Regions from separate parts of the Homo sapiens genome. Here region 2 is linked to region 1. A link is a contact called in ENCODE Hi-C or POLR2A ChIA-PET data. All regions are on one chromosome and are shown on one strand. Each heading gives the region's core, a stretch centred on a gene start or an enhancer-like site at or near the end of the contact. The rest is flanking DNA. Distances are from core to core; before and after follow the strand shown. Region 1 holds the start of BIN1 (bridging integrator 1). Region 2 overlaps BIN1 (bridging integrator 1).

What was found. Hi-C counts contacts between places; a loop is a spot of excess contacts on that map. ChIA-PET counts read pairs that join two places held with the same protein, here RNA polymerase II (POLR2A). Pooled maps may share reads with other maps.
Region 2: a map of dorsolateral prefrontal cortex shows a loop between it and region 1 (2.2-fold over the local background). The contact joins the enhancer-like site here to the promoter of BIN1 in region 1. A Hi-C loop is called at or near these places in 38 of 168 maps with a recorded cell type or tissue (B cell, CD4-positive, alpha-beta T cell, CD4-positive, alpha-beta memory T cell and 27 more), 27 of 37 single-sample maps with no recorded cell type and 40 of 50 pooled maps. POLR2A ChIA-PET finds 5 or more read pairs at or near these places in 13 of 52 experiments (AG04449, AG04450, BJ and 8 more).

Annotation. Positions count from the first base shown.
Region 1 is chr2:127,104,868-127,109,952 of GRCh38, forward strand. BIN1 (bridging integrator 1) reads right to left here and starts at 2,287. Exons shown (of 19, transcript NM_139343.3): 1 at 1,993-2,287. The coding sequence starts at 2,076. LOC105373605 (a long non-coding RNA gene) reads left to right here and starts at 2,278. Exons shown (of 4, transcript XR_923311.4): 1 at 2,278-2,948. RefSeq lists silencers at 2,135-2,344, 2,226-2,520, 2,355-2,414.
Region 2 is chr2:127,046,869-127,051,742 of GRCh38, forward strand. It overlaps BIN1 (bridging integrator 1), which reads right to left. Exons shown (of 19, transcript NM_139343.3): 16 at 4,286-4,375; 17 at 3,934-4,044; 18 at 3,553-3,654; 19 at 1,164-1,765. The coding sequence ends at 1,658. Among named protein-coding and RNA genes, the nearest start is that of BIN1, 58 kb to the right of the region's middle. Within about 2 kb of position 3,448, at least 4 of the 41 ENCODE cell types and tissues checked have a DNase peak (open chromatin) inside an H3K27ac peak, as active enhancers do; they include dorsolateral prefrontal cortex, gastrocnemius medialis and psoas muscle, where a contact is called at or near this core.

The DNA of each region.
Region 1 (5,085 bases), core at 1,037-3,536:
ATGGTCATGCTGCCTTGGTTTCTGATGGGGGGAGGGTCCCTAACTAGTCTCCGGCAGGCAGAGAGCAGCTGGAACACTAAACAACTCCAGTCCCAGGAAGCCCGGCATGGGCAAGGTCAGCTGTTGGCCAAGACCAGCATGCCTAGCTGACCAACTGTCAGCCAACTGCCCGTGGCCACAGAACAGGGGCTCAAGAGAGAGGGATGGTGTCTCAGGAGCTCAGTGATACATCACCACCTCCTTGGAGGGGACACAGCCCTTGCCTACTGCCCCGAGAATGACATCAAAGATGCTGCTGCAGAGAAAAGACAACCAGGGCAAAGGAGACACACCAAGAGCCTTGGGGAGCCAGGAAGGGGTGGGACACCAGTGGGAAGGGGGCAGGGAACACAGCTCAGCTAACCTCCCTTCCCATTCATCTCCCTGGCCCTTTAGGGAAGGAAGCAGGCTCTGGCCCAGGGCTGCCTGCTCCAGGCACACAGATGGATTACCCAGTCATGGCAGCCCGGAGCAGGGGTGGCTGCATCTGTGCTGCCACCCCCCCACCCCACAACCTGAAGTCTTCCCAGCCCCCAGCCAGCTATTCCTGGGGCTTTAATCCCTCCTCCTCCTCCTCCTCCTCCTCCTCCTCCTCCTTCCCTGGGGTGGGGGGTTGGGGAGCTGGGTCTGGGCAAACCTGGACTTGGCTGAGGGCCCTTCCTTCAATGCACACCCACCCACCTCCTTAGCCAGGAAACACAGGGATGAGCAGTAGGACTCTGAGGGAGGTATGGGGAAGCTCTAGGCGCCCCCCTCTCCCCCATCCCCCAGCAATCACGTGGTTGCATCCTTAGGGAGCCCGCGGGTCTCAGAAGCAAAAGTCATTGTTTATAAACAGCCACCAGGCCTGGCAGGGGAAGGCCGGCCTGTCCCTGCGCCTCCACCCGGCGGCCGCGCAGCGGGTGGGAGAGGGGGCAGGCCTGGCCGCGGGGCACTGGGGGGCCACCCTGGCAGAAACACAGATTCTGCAATCTCAGATTTCAGAGTTGGAGTCGTCAGGGGAAGTGGCGTCAGCAGCTGGCGTGATCCAATTCAATAAACCAGAGGTGGCTTGGGATAGACAACTGACCGGGTGCAGACCCCCGCCCCTCAATCTCTGCATTTCCTGCACGCTCTGGGCACCCTGGGAGGCCCCGGCTCCATCCCCCATTCCAGCTCTCCGCGAGGAGGGGTCGGGTTTCCTGTGGCGCCTTCCACGCGCCTCCTCCAGGCCAGCTCCCCACCCGGCCGTGGGCTCCCAAAGCCAGTGCCGCCACCCGCTCCCCGGCCGCCGGAAACGCTAAGCCCCTGCTGGGGCGAGGGCACCTCCTTGCGGGGTGCGTAGCCCTGGGCTCCCGGTGGGGCCGGGCTGGGCGGGAGCTTCCAGGCCGCAGGCACCTCTCGGGAAAGGAAACCCAATCCCTCCTTCGGCCCACGGAGAACGAAAGTGGAGAAGCAGTGGGAAGGAAGGAACTGTGGGTGCCGGTTCGAGAAGCAGCCTTGGGAGTCCGGGGGAATAGTGTCCCCAGGGGCAGAGGGACATACTCCCTCTCGCCCCGAGCGCCGGCCCAGCCTAGGTTGCCTGCATGGGCCTGGAGAGCTGAGGGTCACCACCTGGCCTCCCAGCCTCCCGGCCCTTGGCCTCCAAAGCGGGGTAGCCTGGAGCGCGCGCCTGAGAAGAGCCTGGAGCAGGGCCGGCCACTGCTGTGCAGCCGAGCCACGAAGGTGCAAAGCGGGGCCCTGTCCTGCCCCGGCCGGGTGTGGGGAGACAGAGGACGCAAACCTAAGAGGGCACCCAGAGCGCCGGGGAACGCAGCCTGGGGACCTCGAAGCCCCTCGAAAGCGCTCCTCTAGAGGTGACAGCACCAGATCCTGGCGAAGGACCAGGCCCCGGGGTCGGAGGATAGGGGGACAGGTGGCCGGGGCTCCGCGGCGGCTGGGACTCCGCGGCTGCTGGGGCTCCGGCTCGCTCACCTTCTCCTGCGCGCGGGTGAGCTTCTTCTGCACGTTGCTGGCGATCTTTCCCGCCGTCACCCCTTTACTGCCCATCTCTGCCATCGCGGCGCAGGCCTCGCCCGGTGGCAGGGGCCGCTCTCGCGCGGGGAGATCTTGCGCGCCGCGCTCCCAGCCCCCAGCCCCGGCCGCGCGTCCAGACCGGCTGCCGCTCCACGCCGCGCACCCGACAGCGGAGCCAACTGACGGAGGCGGAGCGTGCGCCGGACGGGCGAGCGAGCCAGCGAGCTAGCCAGCGAGCGACGCGGGGACAGAGGGAGGGAGAGGGGAGGGGCCGGGCCTCAGGCCGCGGTCGGCGCCCCCCGCCCGCCCCCTCCGGACAATAAGCTGCCTTTTAAAGGGCCACTCCGGGCGCCGGCACCGCCAGGTCCGCGAGGAGGGAGGGGCGCGCGCGGCGCTGGGGCTGCGGCGAGCGGGACTCCCCTGACGCTCCAGCTGCACCGCCCCGGGGCGGGGACTAATCCGCCGGCCTGGCGTCTTGGTCTTCCCCGCAAGCAGTAATCTCCTGCAACCCAGGAAAGGAGACTAGGTGGAGGAGAGGAGTGCTTTCGAAATCAAAGAGAAAGTGCGGCGAAGGGGGCGCGGCCCTGAACAGAGGAGCCGCGGCTGCTGGGAGAACGCGCCCGGAGCCCCCTCCTTTTCCAGGGGCTCACCTCCCGCCCGGTGCCCGGTGCCCGGTGCCCGACGCTCCGCCTCCTCCCAGCCTTCGGCCCTCGGGTTTTCGCCCGGATACCCTAGGCGCCTCCGGGACATCTCCACATCTTTGCCTACGGCGCCTAGCCCAGTACCAACCGGTGCTTGGTCTTCCCGTTCGCTAAAAATTTATTATAATAACAACAACCTAGCATTACTGAGTGCTTACTGTGTACTAAGTGACTTGACAGGCATTATTTCATTCGGTCTCCGTGGCCCTAGAGGTAGGTGCTATTACTGTTCCTACTTTACAACCAACGCGCCGGGATCGAGGAACGAGATCTCTGCCTCTGTCTCCCAGGTGCTCCACCACCATACGCCGGGTTGTCTCCTACCCCCAGCAGGAAGGAATGATTAGTGATCATTATTCCTGGAGAAGATAAGGTTATTGCTAACCAGCTTTGCCAATAGACCAATGACACTTCTTTTAAGTTAATAAATACGTATTGAGTCTGCTGATACCCACCCCCATTCAGCCCTAAAACATGTCAGGGGCTACAGCACTTTGCTGCCCCTGGAAATTTCTAAAGAACTGTTGATTGAGTTGAGCAGAGAGATAGGTCCCGCTGAAGAGGCCTAGACGTGTCTGGTGCACACACAGGAGCCAGGGCTATGGCCTGCAGGACCCGCAGCGGTCAGAGGAGCAGAGCTGGCCAGGGACAGAGGTCCCTGAGAGGCTTCCTGGAGGAACAGGAAGGGCTCTTGCAGACCACAAACCAAGCAGTTTGTACAAATGGAGAAATCGAGTCCCAGGAATGAGAGGTTCAGCCTGGGTTCACACAGGCCATTCCCTCTTCCCTGGAAGGCCCTCCTGCTCTTTCTCCGGCTACTCGGGGTTCTTCCACCACCGCTCAGTGCTGCCCCATGGCCCAGTGTGTTCGTCTGTCCTCTTCCGGGCCTATTATCATGATGTCCCTCGGTATCCCCCAGGGGACTGGTTCCAGCACATCCGTGGATACCAAAATCCAGGGATGCTCAAGTCCCTCATATGAATTGACACAGTATCTGCATATAGCGTACACAAATCCTCCAAAATACTTTAAATTATCTCTAGATTCTTGTAATAGCTAATACAATTTAAATACTATGTAAATAGTTGTTAACGCTGTATTTTTTATTTATTTATTTATTTATTTTTAGACAGAGTCTCACTCTGTCGCCAGTCTGGGGTGCAGTGGCGCAATCTGGGCTCACTGCAACCTCTGCCTCCCGGGTTCAAGTGATTCTCCTGCCTCAGCCCCCCGAGCAGCTGGGACTACAGGCACGTGCCACCATGCCCAGCTAATTTTTGTATTTTTAGTAGAGACGGAGTTTCACCATGTTGGCCAAGATGGTCTCCATCTCCTGACCTCGTGATCCTCCCGCCTTGGCCTCCCAAAGTGCTGGGATTATAGGTGTGAGCCACCGTGCCCGGCCTTGTTTTTTATTTATATTATTTTATTGTTGTAGTCTTACTTTTTATTGTATTTTTCCAAATATTTTCAGTCCACAGTTGGTTGGATCCATGGATGCCCAACCCACAGATGCAGAGGGCTGACTGTATTCTTATTCTGCAGGAAGACAGACTGAGGCGCCGCTGATGTAGGTCACACAGACAGCAAATGATAAGCAGAGATTCTGCATCAAGCCTTCCTGCACCAATGCCCTCAAAAGCACCAAGCGCTGCATGAGTGAAAAGCATCTGTCAAAATTATTATAAACTCATGCCCGATTTGTGAGTCACAAAAGCAAAACCTACACAGTCTGGGCTTCTAAAGCAGCTTCCTCCTAAAAGCTCAACATGCTTTCAGCTCATGATCTCCTTCCTCCTCATTTTCTGTTGGTCGTTTTTCTAACCATTCTCTAAAAGTGATTTCTTCCAACACTCCTCTGAGGAAAGGAGGAAATGAGCAAAGTCAAATTGCATTACAGTCAGCCCCCAGGGAACAGTGGGAGATTCTGCTTCACTGGACTCTGGTGTTTCTAAATATCGCTTGACAGAAAAATTGGAAGCAACGGAAGTGTTCATTAGAGGGATGGGGTCAGCTGTGACAGCACAGCCACAGGAGGGGCCATTGGGAATCATTTAAAACAACCATTACCGAGACTACGTAGCAACAAGAAAATAATGCTTAGGGCATAATTATGAAGGAAAGGAAAAGATAGGAAATTGTACTTGCAACCATATAAAAATAAATTAAAATAAATTAAAAGCTCATGATCAATGTCTTGAAAGAACAATGCATAAAGGAAGCAGATGTGTTAGGGTCCAGGCATTAAGGCTGACTTCTTTCCCCCTTAATTTCCTTAATATTCTATAATATGACATAATGCCTTGCCTATAATCCCAGCACTTTGGGAGGCCAAGGCAGGCGGATCACT
Region 2 (4,874 bases), core at 2,198-4,697, 57 kb before region 1:
TCCAAGCAGGGGCAACCAGAAAGAGGCTCTGTCCCAACTGCTATGACTTCCACTGCTCCTGGAAGCCACGGATGGCAGAGCCAACACTATCTGCCCCCCACAGGACCAGGCAGGGCCACAGCAATGACAATCCTGCCACCTAAAGCAAAGCCCAGGGGCTTTACCCCAAAATAAAGCTCAGACTCTGACAGTCACCTCACTCACCAGCTTTAACTATTACTAAAGAGAGCCGTGAGCTCCTTCCACCTGGAAGTGCAGGCTGCTCCCTGGGCCCATGGGCACAGTCCCCGCAGCTCCTGGAAAGCTGCTGCTCAGACCTGTCCAAGTCTGCCGATGGAACTGAAGCGCCCAGAGCGGGGTCAGCAGGGGTCAAGAGATGAGGGACAAGCCAGGCCAGCATGCCTGCCCCCCACCCAGGCCCTTCAGACCCCACCAGACACAAGCATTGCCCTTGGTCTGGGGTCAAGTGCTCAGACCCACAGTCCAGTGCCATCACTCACCTGCCGGTAACTGGACCTCCGTGGGCCTCAGCTTCCTCATCTGTGAAAGGGAGTCCTGGTACCTGAACCACAGGTTCTCTTGCGTATTAAATAAGGTCACTGAGTGTGGTGGCTCATGCCTGTAATCCCAACACTTTGGGAGTCCAAGGCAGGTGGATCACCTGAGGTCAGGAGTTTGCGACCAGCCTGGCCAACATGGTGAAACCCCATCTCTACTAAAAATATAAAATTAGCCGGGTGTGGTGGCTCACGCCTGTAATCCCAGCTACTCAGGAGGCTGAGGCAGGATAATCGATGGAACCCAGGAGCGGGAGGTTGCAGTGAGCCAAGGTCTCGCCATTGCACTCTAGCCTGGGCGACAAGAGCAAAACTCTGTCTCAAAACAATGAAACAAAATAAAATAAAAAGGTCACTTAGGATAGCACTCAGCAGATTTCTCGGACAGAGATGGCTCGCCAAGCCCCTTCACCCAAGCCCCCAGTCCCTGACCTCCAGCTGACCACCCCTAAGAACCCCAGGGGACAGGGGCTGAAGCCCTGTGGTGCACCAGCCCAGGGCAGCGGGCCTTCGGGGGCAGACCATCTCAGTAAGAAAGCCACAGATAACACGGTTCCATCCGCACTCACGGACAAGAAGAGGGAGAACAAATACACACACGTTTTCTGAGAGTTTTTATCATTTTTTTTTTGTTTCATTTTGTTTTGAACACTAAGATTTATTTTCAAACAGCACACAGACCGTCTGCGGGGCAGAGCCAGGCTAGGCTGGTGTCTGGGCCCCACCCACAGCAGCTGCCAGGAAAAGAGGACCCTTGCCCGGGTGGCGCGGCCGAAGCTTCAGGCAAGCATGGTGGCTCGGCAGCCCCCAGCCCCGCCCTGCGGCCAGGCACACATGCGGGCACAGGCAGGGGCGCCAGAAACTCAACTAGAGGACACAGCAGCTTCAGGAACACTGGTGAATTCCGCCGGACTTGCCGGGACGCGGCTCTTTGGAAAACGACCTAATCTTTGGGAGAACGCCCCTCTGCCTGGGGGTCTCCTCTTGATTTCCCTTTGCTCTTCAAAAGATGAAAAACGAAAACAAAACAAAAAAAAGAACCACACATTTTTCGGGAGGAGGTGTTCTTCACACGCCCGGAGGCTGCCTGGGCCCCGCCGTCATGGGACCCTCTCAGTGAAGTTCTCGGGGAAGACGCCACGGCACTTCTCCAGCTCCTTGTGCTGGTTCCAGTCGCTCTCCTTCACGCCCATGAGCCAGCCTTCATCCTGAGGGGCAGAGCACCAGGTCGCACAGGGATGAGCAAGGGGCTCCACCCCACAGGGCACGCATCCCACTCCAACCTGCTGGGAAGACGGCCCCTCCTCCTGCTGTTGGTGCCTCAGCCTGCCAAGCCCACCTTGAGAACACCTCCTCCAGGCAGCACTCCCTGATGCTGCTGGCTGAGGCTCCTGCCCAGAGGCACCACAGGAGCCAGCCTGTCGTCCGCAGGTGGATCTAACCATTCGTGGCTGGTTTTGATGAGTCCCACTGCATGCATGATGTGCACATCAGCCCTTCCAGGATTCCAGGCTTCTCAAACAACCCCAGAAAGTTTTGGGAGTGACAACAAGTTACAAGTTCTAGAGGGACTTGGGGCCATCCCACCAGTCCCTCCAACTTCGACTTGCCCTTTGCTTCAATCCTGACACCCGCAGGGCCTTCTCTGGGAGTGCTGACAGGCCCCTGGCCCCAGGTGGGTCACGGGGAGCCGTATGGCCATCCACTCCTGCCAGTGGCTGGGCCGAGGCTGCCCCTGCAGCTGGGCTGTGCCTGGGGCCTACCTGGGTCTTTGTTATTTCCCTCTGTGTCATTGTCAGCCTGGTCACAGACCCTACTCATGCCCTATCTGAGCCCCCTCCAGCAGCCCCAGGCCAATTCTCACTGTGGGCTCTGGGTAGCAGTCTGCTTGAAATCCTACCCAGCCAGGGCTGGCCCACTAGGAGGTCCATGAAGACCTGGGGGCTTAGGAGAAAGGGCCAAATCAGTGCCAGGCCCACAAGGTCCTCATCACTCAGGCCTCCTGCCCCGGACCTCAATAAGTACCTGGTACCCCTACATCCCAGCCCAGGACCCCCAGTAGGGTCGGCCTCATCCAAGACCCAGGCAGACCCACTGTCACCCTCAGCCGCTCTGATAACCTATTCACACAGAAGCGTTGATGGCTAAACATGTTCTCTGGAAGCAGGAAGAAGCCGGCCAGGCCCTCTGTGCACAGCCCGAGGTGCTCAGGGGCTGAGCCGTGGAGGAAGCCAGATGCCCACATGGCACCACCGACCCCCCACAAGCAAAGCTGGCTCTACACAGCGGGGAGGCTCCTGCCAAGAGTCCAAGGCCCCCTGGGAGGGGCAACTGACCCAGATCCAGGAGGGTCCCAGACCTAGGAGGGACACACTTAGCACCCACCCAGGCTCAACAGGAGCCCTCACTTCCAGGAGATTAACATGAAGCCACAGCAGGAGGAGAAGGGTCTGGAAGGCATCGTGGGTGAGCCTCAGCCGGGGACACAGCTGGGAAGCCCATGGCCCTGCGTGCACAGGGCAGGGCCCGCCTCGAGGGACGGCACACGGGGCTTCATGAGCCCAACCAGTGCTCCGGCTGGCTGCAGGGTGGGCACCTTGTGGGCGGGGCAGGAGGGGTCAAGCATCCTGTCCCAGGAGGGAGGCAGGCCTCAGGCACAGCTGCCAGGAGAGGAGAAGGGGAGAGACAGAGGCAGAGCTGAGAGCGCCTGAGCAAAGGGGGGACGTGGGGAGAAGAAAGCAGAGGCTACAGGAAGAAGCGGGTATGGGGACAGGGAGAGAGAGAGGCCTAACAGGAGAGGGGCCAAGGGAAGGGAGAGGAGAGGGAGAGAGGAAAAAGCCCGACGTGGAGGGCGGGGAGGAGCAGTTGGCGCGGGAGCCCTGGTGCTCGCGGGCCTCTGCTGCCCCCTGCTGGCCTGTCTCCGCCACGGCGGTGCCAGCCGCAGCCAGGATGCCTGTGGTCCCCCTGCGCTCTGGCGGCCCCACCCAGCCCTCACCTGCTCTTCAGGGTTCTGGAAGGGGATCACCAGCACCACATCACCAGCCTTGAGCTGCAGCTCGTCTGTGTCAGTGGCCGTGTAGTCGTGCTGGGCCTGTACCTGCAGAGGATGCGGATCGCAAGTCAGACCTTCCGTCCCACCTCCAGCCCTGCACAGAGCACGGGCCTTGCGTGTGGGAGGTGCAGGTGGCAGTATGGAGACCAGGAGTGCTCAAAAGCAGCAGGACAGTATGGGGCTCAGATGCCACCTTGCTGGCTGGGAGTGACCTAGTAGCGCCTGCACAACTTTGGGCAAACCACAGAGTCTCCTGAGGCTCAGGGTTCTCATCTGCCCACCAGGGCACCGAGGGACTGCAGCAGTCAGAGGCTGTGGGCTCACCTTGAACATGAAACCTGGGGGCAGGTCCAAGCGCCCGGCCCCACTGCCGCCCTCCACGGTGCCATTCACAGTTGCTGGGAAGGTCTCCACCACGACAGCAGGAAGAGAGCTCTGGTGGCAGAGGTACGGGTCAGCTGAGCAGGGAGGTGGTCCAGGGACAGCCAGGGCCACCGAGGAGAAGAGGGGCGGGGAGGGGAGAAAGGTGTCTGCGCCTGGTGCCAGACCGGCCCGCCTCCAGCTTCCTCAACAGGAGCCAGGCCTGGACCAGCACCAGCAGGGGCCACAGGGGAGCCCCGGACAGGCAGGCGGGCGGCAGGGAGGAAAAGGCAGGGCTTTGTCCCTGCTGTCTTACGGAGGCTGCTTCACTTGCCGCCGTCTCCCCTGGCTCCTGGGCTCCAGCCGCAGGTTGGGTCCCACCCGCCACCTCCGAGGCCTCTGCTGGCTGCAACATAAATGCCGGCTTGGGGTCAGACACAGGACAGGACACAGCCAGGACACAGGAAACAGGCCACAGGAGGGCAGCACCCAAGCGACAGGGCCGGGGGCATCGCCTGGCTGGCAGCAGGGTCTAGAGCTGCCCAGTGCCTCGAAGAATCCAGGGAGCCTCTGCTGGACAAGCTGGGCCCTGGGCCGGGGAAGCAGCTGAAGAGTAGGCGCTGGCAGGCCCAGGGATGTGAGTGACAATGCTGTGAAGAAGCCCAGTGCAAGCCCCAGAGTGCCACCCCCAACCCCGCCTCACAGGCCCTGCTCTCTCGGCACCAAGACCTCGCCCAGCCACAGCCACCACCCGCCCACCCTGCTTGACCCGGCAGGTGGCAGGATCTTGCTGCACCTATAGATAGTCCATGGCAGGGGACAGCAACACACATCTGTCCCAGCCTGAGCACAACCCAGCGCAGGTGGTGCGGTGCAGCCTGTGCGCAGCCCAAATCCAAGAAGGG